Linked DNA regions of Homo sapiens: all the other regions are linked to region 2. Evidence: chromatin contacts called from ENCODE Hi-C or POLR2A ChIA-PET data. All regions are on one chromosome and are shown on one strand. Each heading gives the region's core, a stretch centred on a gene start or an enhancer-like site at or near the end of the contact. The rest is flanking DNA. Distances are from core to core; before and after follow the strand shown. Region 1 overlaps BNC2 (basonuclin zinc finger protein 2). Region 2 holds the start of BNC2 (basonuclin zinc finger protein 2). Region 3 has its middle 130 kb from the start of CNTLN.

Evidence for each region. Hi-C counts contacts between places; a loop is a spot of excess contacts on that map. ChIA-PET counts read pairs that join two places held with the same protein, here RNA polymerase II (POLR2A). Pooled maps may share reads with other maps.
Region 1: a map of PC-3 shows a loop between it and region 2 (3-fold over the local background). The contact joins the enhancer-like site here to the promoter of BNC2 in region 2. A Hi-C loop is called at or near these places in 3 of 168 maps with a recorded cell type or tissue (PC-3, chondrocyte and gastrocnemius medialis) and 9 of 50 pooled maps. POLR2A ChIA-PET finds 5 or more read pairs at or near these places in 2 of 52 experiments (AG04450 and HEK293).
Region 3: a map of posterior vena cava shows a loop between it and region 2 (2.8-fold over the local background). The contact joins the enhancer-like site here to the promoter of BNC2 in region 2. A Hi-C loop is called at or near these places in 5 of 168 maps with a recorded cell type or tissue (IMR-90, esophagus squamous epithelium, gastrocnemius medialis and 2 more) and 6 of 50 pooled maps. POLR2A ChIA-PET finds 5 or more read pairs at or near these places in 2 of 52 experiments (AG04450 and endothelial cell of umbilical vein).

What each region holds. Positions count from the first base shown.
Region 1 is chr9:16,624,613-16,628,106 of GRCh38, reverse strand. The region is part of intron 3 of BNC2 (basonuclin zinc finger protein 2); the gene reads left to right. Among named protein-coding and RNA genes, the nearest start is that of BNC2-AS1, 100 kb to the left of the region's middle. RefSeq lists an enhancer at 610-1,143. Within about 2 kb of position 1,417, at least 12 of the 41 ENCODE cell types and tissues checked have a DNase peak (open chromatin) inside an H3K27ac peak, as active enhancers do; they include PC-3 and gastrocnemius medialis, where a contact is called at or near this core.
Region 2 is chr9:16,868,590-16,872,005 of GRCh38, reverse strand. BNC2 (basonuclin zinc finger protein 2) reads left to right here and starts at 1,336. Exons shown (of 7, transcript NM_017637.6): 1 at 1,336-1,360. The coding sequence starts at 1,358. RefSeq lists an enhancer at 3,373-3,416.
Region 3 is chr9:17,004,029-17,007,755 of GRCh38, reverse strand. No RefSeq gene overlaps it. Among named protein-coding and RNA genes, the nearest start is that of CNTLN, 130 kb to the left of the region's middle. Within about 2 kb of position 2,440, at least 7 of the 41 ENCODE cell types and tissues checked have a DNase peak (open chromatin) inside an H3K27ac peak, as active enhancers do.

The DNA of each region.
Region 1 (3,494 bases), core at 168-2,667, 240 kb after region 2:
TATGTTTTTCACCAGTTCTGGTCATGTTTTTGTTAGGATGTGGTAAAAACACAAGCAGGGGGTGAAGGGACAATGGAAACATGTGACTTCTTAAGGATTGGCCTGAACCCGTTATTAGCTAAATTGTACACCGTAAAATGTCCTTTGTACCTCATAAGACAAATGACTTAATTTTTTATTCCTCAGTTGAGGTCATTCAGTCATAAGTGGTAAAAATTATCAACACTGAGCTCTTTTTCTCTTTTTACTTTCTGCAAAGTATTATGATCCGTTTAAACCCCAAATTATAATATGAAGGGAAGTCATGCAAGTAAAAGACATTAATTTGCTGAAAAATGCCCATGACGGGTGAAGAACTTTAACTGGAGTGAACTCTTGCTACTGATAAAATATGAGTATGGTATTACAGCTCATAAGAAACACTTCTAATACCACAGGGTGTGAGGAGAACAATAAATGGGAGTTTCTTTGTCTACACATGATCAAGCAGACTCAAATTGTATGGCTGGAGGATTGAGAGACTAGTCTTTTAAGTAATTTTGGTGTCATTAATGGGCTTGCATCACAGTATCTCTGTAATGCTCAATCCTGGTATTGTGCAGAACTGCTGGTGTGAGCCGCATTGAATATTGGCCTGTTATCACCAGGTTTTTGAGCTTGTGAATATTTTACAACTGCACAGGCCGAACCATATTCTTTGGAAAATGAATGCCATTGCTGCTGTGTTGTGTTCTCCTTACATAGGAATATGCTTTGACATTTGCTTGCTTCTGCTTCATTCTGACACTGGAGTTGTTTTACTTTTGTCCCCACTCCCATAGCCTGCTATTGAGACAGGTGGTATTTTCAAAGTCTAAGTAAAATATTGGCAGATTATGCCTCTACCCTCAGACTCTGTTTTTCAACTGTTCCCTTCTAAAGTTCTGCACCGTTCATGCCTCACTACATACACTCCAGCAGTTGCTGGACTCTGCAGAATTAGAACCAGGTCTGTCTCTGACAATTAGCTCAACTGGCTGCAGGATAAATAAAGGAATGCGCTCAGGGGCTGTAGTCTGTGACACAGTGTAACAGAGCGTAAAAAGGTGCATCTGTTCCATGCCCTGATTCAGTCGCCTCACTGTCACTGGGAAGTTACCGACACGGAGACATGCCCGTGCTGTTTGGTAAACAAGCGGCAGGTATTAAATTAACAGGGCTGTGAGTGTGCAAACGTGCTGCTTTATTAAAAGCCCTGCTATCTTGGCTCACTGCTGGGTCACAGGCAGTTGCTAGAGCATCTAGTAAGATGACTCATGGCACTGCATACTTCAATACCCTGTTCTCGCTTCCTTCCAGAGGGGACCGTTGACATTTGAGAGCCTGATTACGGAAGGAAAAAAAGGAGAAAGAAAAGAGAATACAGGGTGTGTGTGTGTGTGTGTGTGTTTGCCTTTTACGTTTCGTAGGCTAGGCAAGAAGGAGATGAGGGCCAGCACCCCAGAGCCAGGTTTTAGTTTAAATTGGGCTTCTGAATCCAATACTAAATTGCAACCAGGTCTCTGTCTTTGTTGTTGTTTATTTTCTCTGCCTTTCTGTCTCACCCTCCTCATGACTGCTACTTGATTTGTGGTTGAAATAATGAGGGGATAACTGAGAGATGAAAGTTTTGCTCTGTCTGCCTGCACTGGGTGGGCACCATGCATCTTGCAAATGTACTTGCAGGAAAAAACACTTCGACTTTTATTATATTCTTTAAGCATTTATCGCCTTTGCATTTAATATTTTTAATGAAAAACTCGCATTTTAAAGACTTTCTGCTTTCATTCAGCAATGTCATGATTTTTGAAGTTTGTTTTCCCTTCAGCTTCAGGAATGCTTTACACAGGGTCATGTGTGGTTGCCTTGTTGAATTGTTCCTCACTTTTGTGGTCTTATCTTTGAGGAGTCCTCTTTAGATATACCAAGGTCTGTAGGCAAACATTACAAGACAATTTTCAGTACACATGTCTGTGCTAAAGAGACTGGCATTTCTGAAGGTTTCCTGCTCCCCTCCAAGTTGTGTTTCTTTTAAGGGCCCCAACTAGCTCCTCATCCATTAGAAGATGATGTAATGCTAATGGTATCTAGCTCCACACAGCTTGGACCAAAAATGATTCCAGTTGGCTGTATTTGAATGTGAATGACCAGAAGGTGCTAGACATTCTCCACTGTAATTGCAAGTGCTTACCTTGGAAATCTCTTTTGGTTGTAGAGGTCCTTTGGTCCTCATACTAGAGATCATACCGCCACACATGCATTCCTACTGTCCAGACCCATCTTTATTGTTGGCTGTCTTTTTATAGTGATGTCTAGGTAGAGGAGTGCGATGCCCAGGGTCGGGGATAGGGAGGGTGGAGAGGAAGCAGCCTTTCTCATTGTTTGCTCAGAAAGGAAAGTATCCCACTATCTAGAGAGTTAGTGATGCCTCAGAATCTCTTTATCTTTGTAACCTCTTTTCTGTATGAAGTTTAATAAGCCGGCTGTGCAGTTTTTAAAACGCCAGTGGATTCCGCTTTTCACTTGGACCGCCCCCCGCCTTTTGCTCTGAGCATTCACTCCCTGTTTCCTTATTTCCCCCGTTCTCTTTTCCTTTATCTCAGGGGAGTTCCCTGAGTAGCAAGACTGAAAAAGAGCTGAGGTTTATGTTAGAAGAAATTAAGGTTAATGATCATTGGCTCATTTTCATATTCTGTGGGTGTGGATGGAGGAGTAATCAGTGCAGGTGGCCCTGCCAGTTGGGAGTTTTTCTTTGTCATCAAGAAAATAAGGAGAGTGCAGGGATTGAATTACCACAACTATTTCAGGACTAAACATATTTCATTTCCCGATCGGGTCTGGTTTAAGGACGCAAAGCTGACATTAATTTTATCCAAAGAAAGCACAGCATTTTTTTTGTTTCATAATTTGACTAATGCATAGGGTAGATGCATGTTCAAATTTAATTCTAGTATAATCTTACAAATAATTCTCTGAAAAGCAAAGGGGTTTTGATTCAGTTTGACAGTTTATGTTTCTGTGTCCAATTACCACTTAGTTATTGAATGTTAAAAAGCTGCTTTCTAAAATGTGCACTCCGACTGCACCAATTGGCTTCCCAGCTGCCTGCTATTACATGCGAGGTGCTCTCTTCTAACTTTTTAAAGGATGTACACAGTTGAAGTAGTTATGTTTAGCTAGCAAAGGAAGTGGGGGATTTGGTTAGGAAGTGCTTGCTGGCCTTGAAAAACTATCATGTGTGCATTCTCATTTCAGCCACATAAAGATCATTCTTTAAATAAATACTTGTTGGATTAAAAAAACCTTAAATGCTCCGATAAACTAGAGAAATAACTTTGATTTTTTTTAAAAACATGACTTCCATTTGGATCAACTTTTTAAAGTTTTCAATATGCTTTTAATACCACTGATGTAACTTTCTACAAGTGAGGTATTCTGATTCCATGCTTGGAAAAAGAAGATCTACAGGTTGACCA
Region 2 (3,416 bases), core at 87-2,586:
CGGGGAGTGTGTTTTGCCTGTATTTAAGAAATATCGTTCAGCTGCAGGCGTGTGCGCGCTTAGGCTGTAGTCGGCGTTTCTGAGTCTCCAGGGCAGGGTGACTTGGGTCGGCTGAGTGTCACCCACAGATGTGACTGTTCTTTCCCCCGCGGGCGCGACAGCCTCCTTCCTCTCCAGCCCGAGGCCCGCGGCCCAGACCACGGGAAAGGGAAGGAAGCCCTCGCCGCAAGCCGGCGTCTGGGCCGGCACAAAACGCTCCGCCACCAGAAAAACTTTTTTCCCCCAGCTGCGCGCAACTTTTGGCCTTTTCTCCCAGCACGTTCGCGTCCCAGGTTTCTGTCCGCTGGGTTTTCCTCCGCCTCACTCGCCTTCTCCCCAGCGGCGCGCGGAGGAGCTGGGCTGAGAGGGTCGCGGGGAGCCGGGTCGGCCGCGGCTGGGACGCTGGGGAAGGGGCAGGGGAGGAGGGGGCGTGCGGGGCTGGGGAGGAGGAACTGGTCAAAGGGGACAGAGACGCCCGAGTGCCCGAAAAGGAAAGAGCTGCCGCGGTTTGCTGCAGTCGGAATAAAGTTCGCGCCCTTTCCTCGGCGTTTCGCAGCCTCCTCTCCTTGCTCCGCTCCCCACCCCCGCCCCGCAATTTTTTTTTGTGTGTGTGTGACAGCTGGGCGCTAGCGGCCACCTCTACCTCCACGCCCGCAGCTCCCCGGGGGGGGGGGGGGGCGCCAGGGTTGTTTTTCCATCCCCACAAAGTTGTTTTTTCCATCCCCAGAAAGAGAGAGCAAGAACAACCCAAACAACAAACAAGCCCCCAAAGAAGTCACGGGGCGGTGGGGGGAGGGAGAAACATACATCCTCCTTCCCCAAGCCCCTGGACCTCTGAGGACAAACAACACAACGACCGACTTTTATTTTGCAAAAGGGAAGCAACATTGTAGTCACGACAATTCTGCAGAGAGAGGAAAAACTTGTGGGGCTTGCACGGCCGCCGAGGTCACCTCGCCCGCCGGTCCCCCGCCTCCCGCGAGCAGGGCAGCCCCCTCCCGGGACAAGCCGTTCCCTTTTTTTTTTTTTTTGTCCCGAGGAGGAGCCGGGGAACCGTGCCGGCTGGGACTCGGGGCGCGAGCGCGACCCCGGCGCGAGTGTAAATCAGTCACCTGAGCGCAGAGGGGCCGCGGCGAGGGCGCGCGCGGGCGGGCGGGGAGGCGGAGGCGGCGAGAGCGGAGGCCCGGAGGAACTCGGAGGGGGAGGGAGAGAAAGGCCGAGACGGAGGGAGCCAGCGGCGGCCGAGGGGCTGGTCCAGGCGCGGCCGCTAAGAGGAGACCAAGAGGCGGGGGCTGCACTTGACAACCAGCATGCCGAGATGGTAAGAAGTTTCCACCCTCCTTCCTCTTTTATTCTAGACTTCCTCAGAAATGACCCCCGCGCCCGAGCGCCACCGGGGCCGCCCGGGGGCCGTGTCCGCCCTCCGGCCCGCGGCGTGAGGGGCAAGGGGCGCTGAGGAGGGCGGGCCGGGGACCAGAACCCCGGTCCGACCTGATCCCCGCTGCGCTCCCAGTGGCCTCCCCTAAACTTGGCCCCAAGTTTCTGAGGCGAGCTCTAGGTGGGAGGGTGCACGTGAGAGGGGGCTTCTCAAGGTCGGCCCCGCTCGCGGCTTCCGCGCGAAGGTGAGCGGCTGGCTAGGGGAGGCTCCAGGGCGTTGGGGACGGGCTGGGGGGACGAGGTGGAGGGGAGTGGGGGATGAATGGAGCGCTGGCAGGAGCTCGGGGAAGAGAGGAAGGCGGCTGGGACCTACGGGAACTTTTACAACTTGCCGCCGAGTGAGGGACCGGCGGCTGGGCGTGGGTGCCGGGTGCGCTGGGGCGCAGCCGCCCGGGCCCGGCACGTTGACTCTTCCTCTCCCCTTGTCTTCACATTCGGAATCTTCCCGTGGTAAATGGAGATGGGAGGAAATGCTCCCGCAGGCTTTACGGAGAAGGTGCAGAACGCAGGGCAGGAAAATCAACCTTGCAGAGACGGCTCTTTTCGAAGTGCAATTCTATAGGAGCCGATTTGTTTTACTTGCACGTTGACTGGAGGGTGGGATTTGGGGCCTGGGGAGGGAGCAGAATAAAAAATTATATATGCTGAAAAACCCTAGGTGAAATCTCCTGTGAAGTGAGTTTAAGGTTGAAAAAAAGTTCCAAGTGCAAGTGGTGGAGGAGATGGGCTGGCTTTGCCAAGCGAGACTCCAGCACAGCCCCTCTACGAGAAGCGACTTCTTTGCAGCGAGGAAGCGTGCAATTAGTTCGCCTGGTGATGAGCCGCTCTGTCCGCTTTCGGGGAAGTGATTTGTTAGAAATGGGGCTTGACCACTCCCTTCTTTTTAGTTTGCTTCCTCCCAGCGTCGCTATTGTTACCCCCACTTGGGGATCTGACATGGTGTATTCCGTATATAGAGGGAACATATGAGAATACAGGTGAGATAGCGGGTTGGCATTTTTTCCTCTTCCCTGCTCCCTAATGTGACATCTCTTGTTTCAGTGATCAAAGTCACAACTGGAGTGTAGGAGATGGGACTGTCAAATGCAGGGGCGCGTACACACACACACACACACAAAAGCAAGAGCCCAGGACTGTGGTTACAGTAACGCTGACAGAAATTAAAGTGGTTTTGAAAGCAGCGTGCGATTTATGATGGTTCCCATTTACCCTAGAGTCAAGCTGTTGTAAAACTGACGTACAAAAGACATCATAAAATAATCCTGTGTACCCAGGATTAAAGTGGCAAAAAGTGGCCTGTTTTATTTTTATATACTTCGTGGACACTTGGAATTGTTGAAAGCCGTGTTTAAGTGAGACATCACAACAATATTAAATATATCTGTTTAGAGCTTGAGAGTTTTTCTTCTAACGGGCGTTTTACACAAGAACACTGTAAAAGCCGGTGGCAGGTATTATTTTTCTTCCCTTTACCCTAGCCTATGTTAACTATTTGTCTACACATGTATTCCTATATCCTAATGACTTTGAACTGTGGCTAAGCCTGTCTGCCTTCCACTGCTTTGTATTCTGCAATTTCACGTGTTACTGTCCACACGCATACATGCTTTAAATGGGAGGAATTTATTTCTGGCACGTTACTTAGTGTGTCTGATCTGAAGATGTACCCTAGTAGTGAGACCTTGTACAAGTTAACAGAACATTTACTTTTTGGACAAACACACACACACACACAATCCCTTGTGAGCCTTTAGAGAGTATCTGTGTTTTATATTTGTAGCCGTTTCATGTAAACTGTTCAGTCTTAATGAAGTTCTTAGTTCCCAGAGTGCGCTGTATTAAAAGTCCAGATTGCTAATCACTTTACCAAAGTACAGGAGTATCTTTACCTGAGGGAAGTAATAACGAGCTTGAACCTGAACTTTGTTTTGAGTATCTTT
Region 3 (3,727 bases), core at 1,191-3,690, 130 kb before region 2:
CCATCCAGGCTATACCATTTCCATCTTAAAATGGACAATTGGCTGCAGCTAGGCCAATCTGACTTCCTGATTTGGTGGGTCTGAGAGAACACAGCCAATATTGGGCAGGTCTCCATGCACAGACAATTGGTATCCTTTGGTCAAGTGTTTCATCTTTACCAGGGCACAGTAACACACCAGGAGATGTTTATCAAAAGGCATATAATTATCTGCTGCTGCAAATGGCATGGCCTTGTTCCAGAATCCCAGGGTCCTGAATTCCAATTCTCCCACTGAGATTTGTCACCACTAAACATTTAGTGATGCTGGTTGCCTCACCAGCTCATTCCTAATGACCTTGGTAAGTGGTGTGTCCTCTGGGTCCTCTTGTTGAGTATAATCCTCCAGGAAGTCTTTTGACCTGGCAAAATATATCCATTCTAGCATGACTAGTTTCTCCAGGCTCTTTATTCCTTCCTGTATCATCTTTTGGCACAATTTAGGCATTTCCTTTCCACTCAGCATTAACCATCACTTTCTCCACACTTTTAGGAGCCATGGTTGCAGTGAATTTGTCTTACTCCCTGGGGTTCACGCCATCATGTTAAATCCTGTGTCCTGAAGTCAATGAATTCATACATACATATTGACTCCCTTGATCAAACGCCTTCAAAATCCAATCCCGAAGATCTTCCCTAGCCATCGGCAGCTAGCTAGGTCATATAGCTTCTTCAGTATAATCTCCTGCCTCCCTTATGAAGTCCAGTTGATGTACTTTTGCAGGCTCCCCATTGAACATAACCCCTTCTTCCTTCCTATATTCTTCTTAATCTCATTTCTATAATTTGTTCTAAAGAAAGAATCTGTTGTTCAATCACACTAGGAGGTGAATTACAACAAAGCAAAAATGAAAATTTAAGCTAATGGAATGAAACCTCTACAACAGAATTTTCTGACATGGTAGCGGTATGAGGGTAGAAACAGACATGTACTTAGAGAGGGAGCAAAACTCTGCTATTGTACCCAATTACTGCCTATTTTACCTATGATAAGGCCCTGCATTCCCACAGTAGGCTGTAAACTCATCAGTCTAATCACATTTTCTGGACTAAGACAGAAACTGTCAAAACAGAAAAGGGATCCTATGGAATACATACCTTCGCAATAAGCAGAGACCCACACTTTTAAAATGCTTATGGAAATGAAGTAAGACCAAGAGCTGTAGGATATCACCCTGAATCTGCTTACCAAGCTCAGTTTTAAACAAGTTCCTTGCCTAGACTGCTATGATCTCTGACCAGTGCCAGGAACAAGAAACCCATAATATATGTCCTCTATTATAGAGTTTACAGTGAAAATGCATGCCCAGACAAAAATTACTATTTATATCTCTATCTGTGCACATCATCTGTTCTGTTGTATTTATTTATGACTCTATTTCTCTCAAAGGCAGAAACTTTTAAGGCAGAAACTTGACTTACTCGTTTCTGCCCTCAGCGTCTAGGCTAGTGTCTGGCATACAAGGGGTGCTTAGCAAGTATTTGTCAAATGAGTAAATGATTGAATGAAAGATTACTATAGAGAAAGATATCTCAGACCAGGTCCCCAGTCCAAAGTACAGTTGTCCAATGTATCAGAACTGTGTAAAGAGTTAATTCAGATTTCTCCTTGGCCCTACCAGACTATATAATTCATTACCCATCTCTCCCCTTCGTTTTCTGCTTGGTAGAATAGGCTTTGGTGTTAGGTAATACATATGTAATAAAAACTCTAATTACCAGTTAGATTCATCTGCTTATTATGATACTAGTCTTTTATTAAAACTAGATTTCGCTCCACCATGCTCTTGGCTATAAAATAGAGCTCTTTTACTTTCTACCAATTCTATTGGCACTCCTTTTTAATTCAAATACTGCTCTGGGATCAACAATGCAATAAGACATAATTATGTTTTAAGATCCATGAATTGGTTGTGAAAATGCAGGTATTTTCTCTCTAGGTAGTTTGCTCCAGGAAATACACTGAGAAGTATATTTTTATCTTGATGTATGGGGATTTACATAGGAACATACCCCTCAGAGTTGGAAGTAGTATTTTGCAGAAATGCTGGAACAAATACCACCCATCACCACTTTATTATGTTCACAATGTACTCCATTATCATCAGTATGTGAGTATAAATCCTCATAAGAAAGCTCCCAGTATTAAAAACCATAATTATAACATGTATTTATTCCAAACATATGTACCACCGTTTCAAACTACCCACCAGCTGAATATATTTTGCAGCTTTCAAAATTTGACTGGTGCGAAGATGGCTTTTATAAATGTGATTTATGACAATTTAGGTGCCGAAAACCATCGTAATTACAAGTACTGTAAATGTTTTCTCTCCGCTTAAGTAGCCTCGCTGAGGAGGACAGCGTTCATTTCCTGTGGGCCGGGCCTTTTGGCTCCAGCCTTCTCTGCAGCCAACAGGCTGCTCTGCTCCCAGCTCTGTTTCACCAGTAAAAGATTAACAAAAACTTTTCAGCGCTCGGTTTTCTTTTCCCTCTGGGGCTATCCATTTTCCCATCTCCAAAGAGGGCAGCCTCTCCTAACATATGTTGGAAATTGTTGTTCAACTTCACAGAGTATACAAACACAAGACTTTTCTCCGTTCATGGTGCCAAGAGCAGACGTTTCAATGGAATATTTCATTATAATGCAGAGCCTATGTGCCAGAAAAGAGGCTTTTCAAATGAACTTCATAAGCTTTTTTGATTTTTTTTTTTTTTTTACCATGTGGTATCTGGGGTTTCTATAAAGCAAAAGAGACTTGACTTTTGGTATAAAAAAGTTTAAACTTTTAACCTACCTGGATTTGAACAGGATAATAAATTGTCGAGTAATGACTCTTTGCCAAATGTTAATAATTTTCATGAAAAGTAAAATCAGAGAGTCGTGGAAAGGCTGTGATACTCTGCACCTTCGTAGCACCTTCCATCTCGTTATTTTAAGGCCTCTCTCTCTCTCTCTCTGAGTGCACCAATGGGCAGTCAAGCCACAACAAAGGTCAAGTGACTCACCCAAGGTTACAAAGAGAATTAGTGGCAGGACGGATGAGATACCCAGGATTCCTAATTCCCAGTTCAGTGTTGTAGTTTAAAAAGCCCCCATATACCCCTCTTGTAAATTATTCTGTCATCAGCACTTTTCTTATTACTCTTTGTTTCTGGCAGTTATAAACTCAGAGGTTTAGAAAATGACTTTGTGACAAAATTTAGCCAACAAAATCTCTAGCTTACTGTCAACTCTTTCCAAAAGACGGTTTGAAAATCTGTAGTTCAGCTACTTTGGGGGTATAGATATGCCCAAATCCAAAGTTCACGCATCTTGGTATGTCTCTGAATTTGAAAGGATGACTACACACGAGATTTATTAAAGTTGTGTGTTAATCACTGAGTTTTGGTTTTATTACTAAATCAACATAAAAGGAGAAGCTGAATTTTAAAAATTTTAAATTCTAATTACTACAAAAATAACTTATGCTTGATTTATATCAACTTTACTCCTAAGTTACAGTATAAATGACTATAAGGAAATTTGCATATAGGCTTTCTGTGGAGACTCACCATATAGCTGAAATTTACAGAACATGACTTGAAATGTGCCGGAGTACCAGGTTTTTCTCTTTAACCAGCTTCCACAGCTCTCATGCCTGCTCAGCCAGCTCTGTGAATCACATCTTGGCTACTAGTGAGGCAAC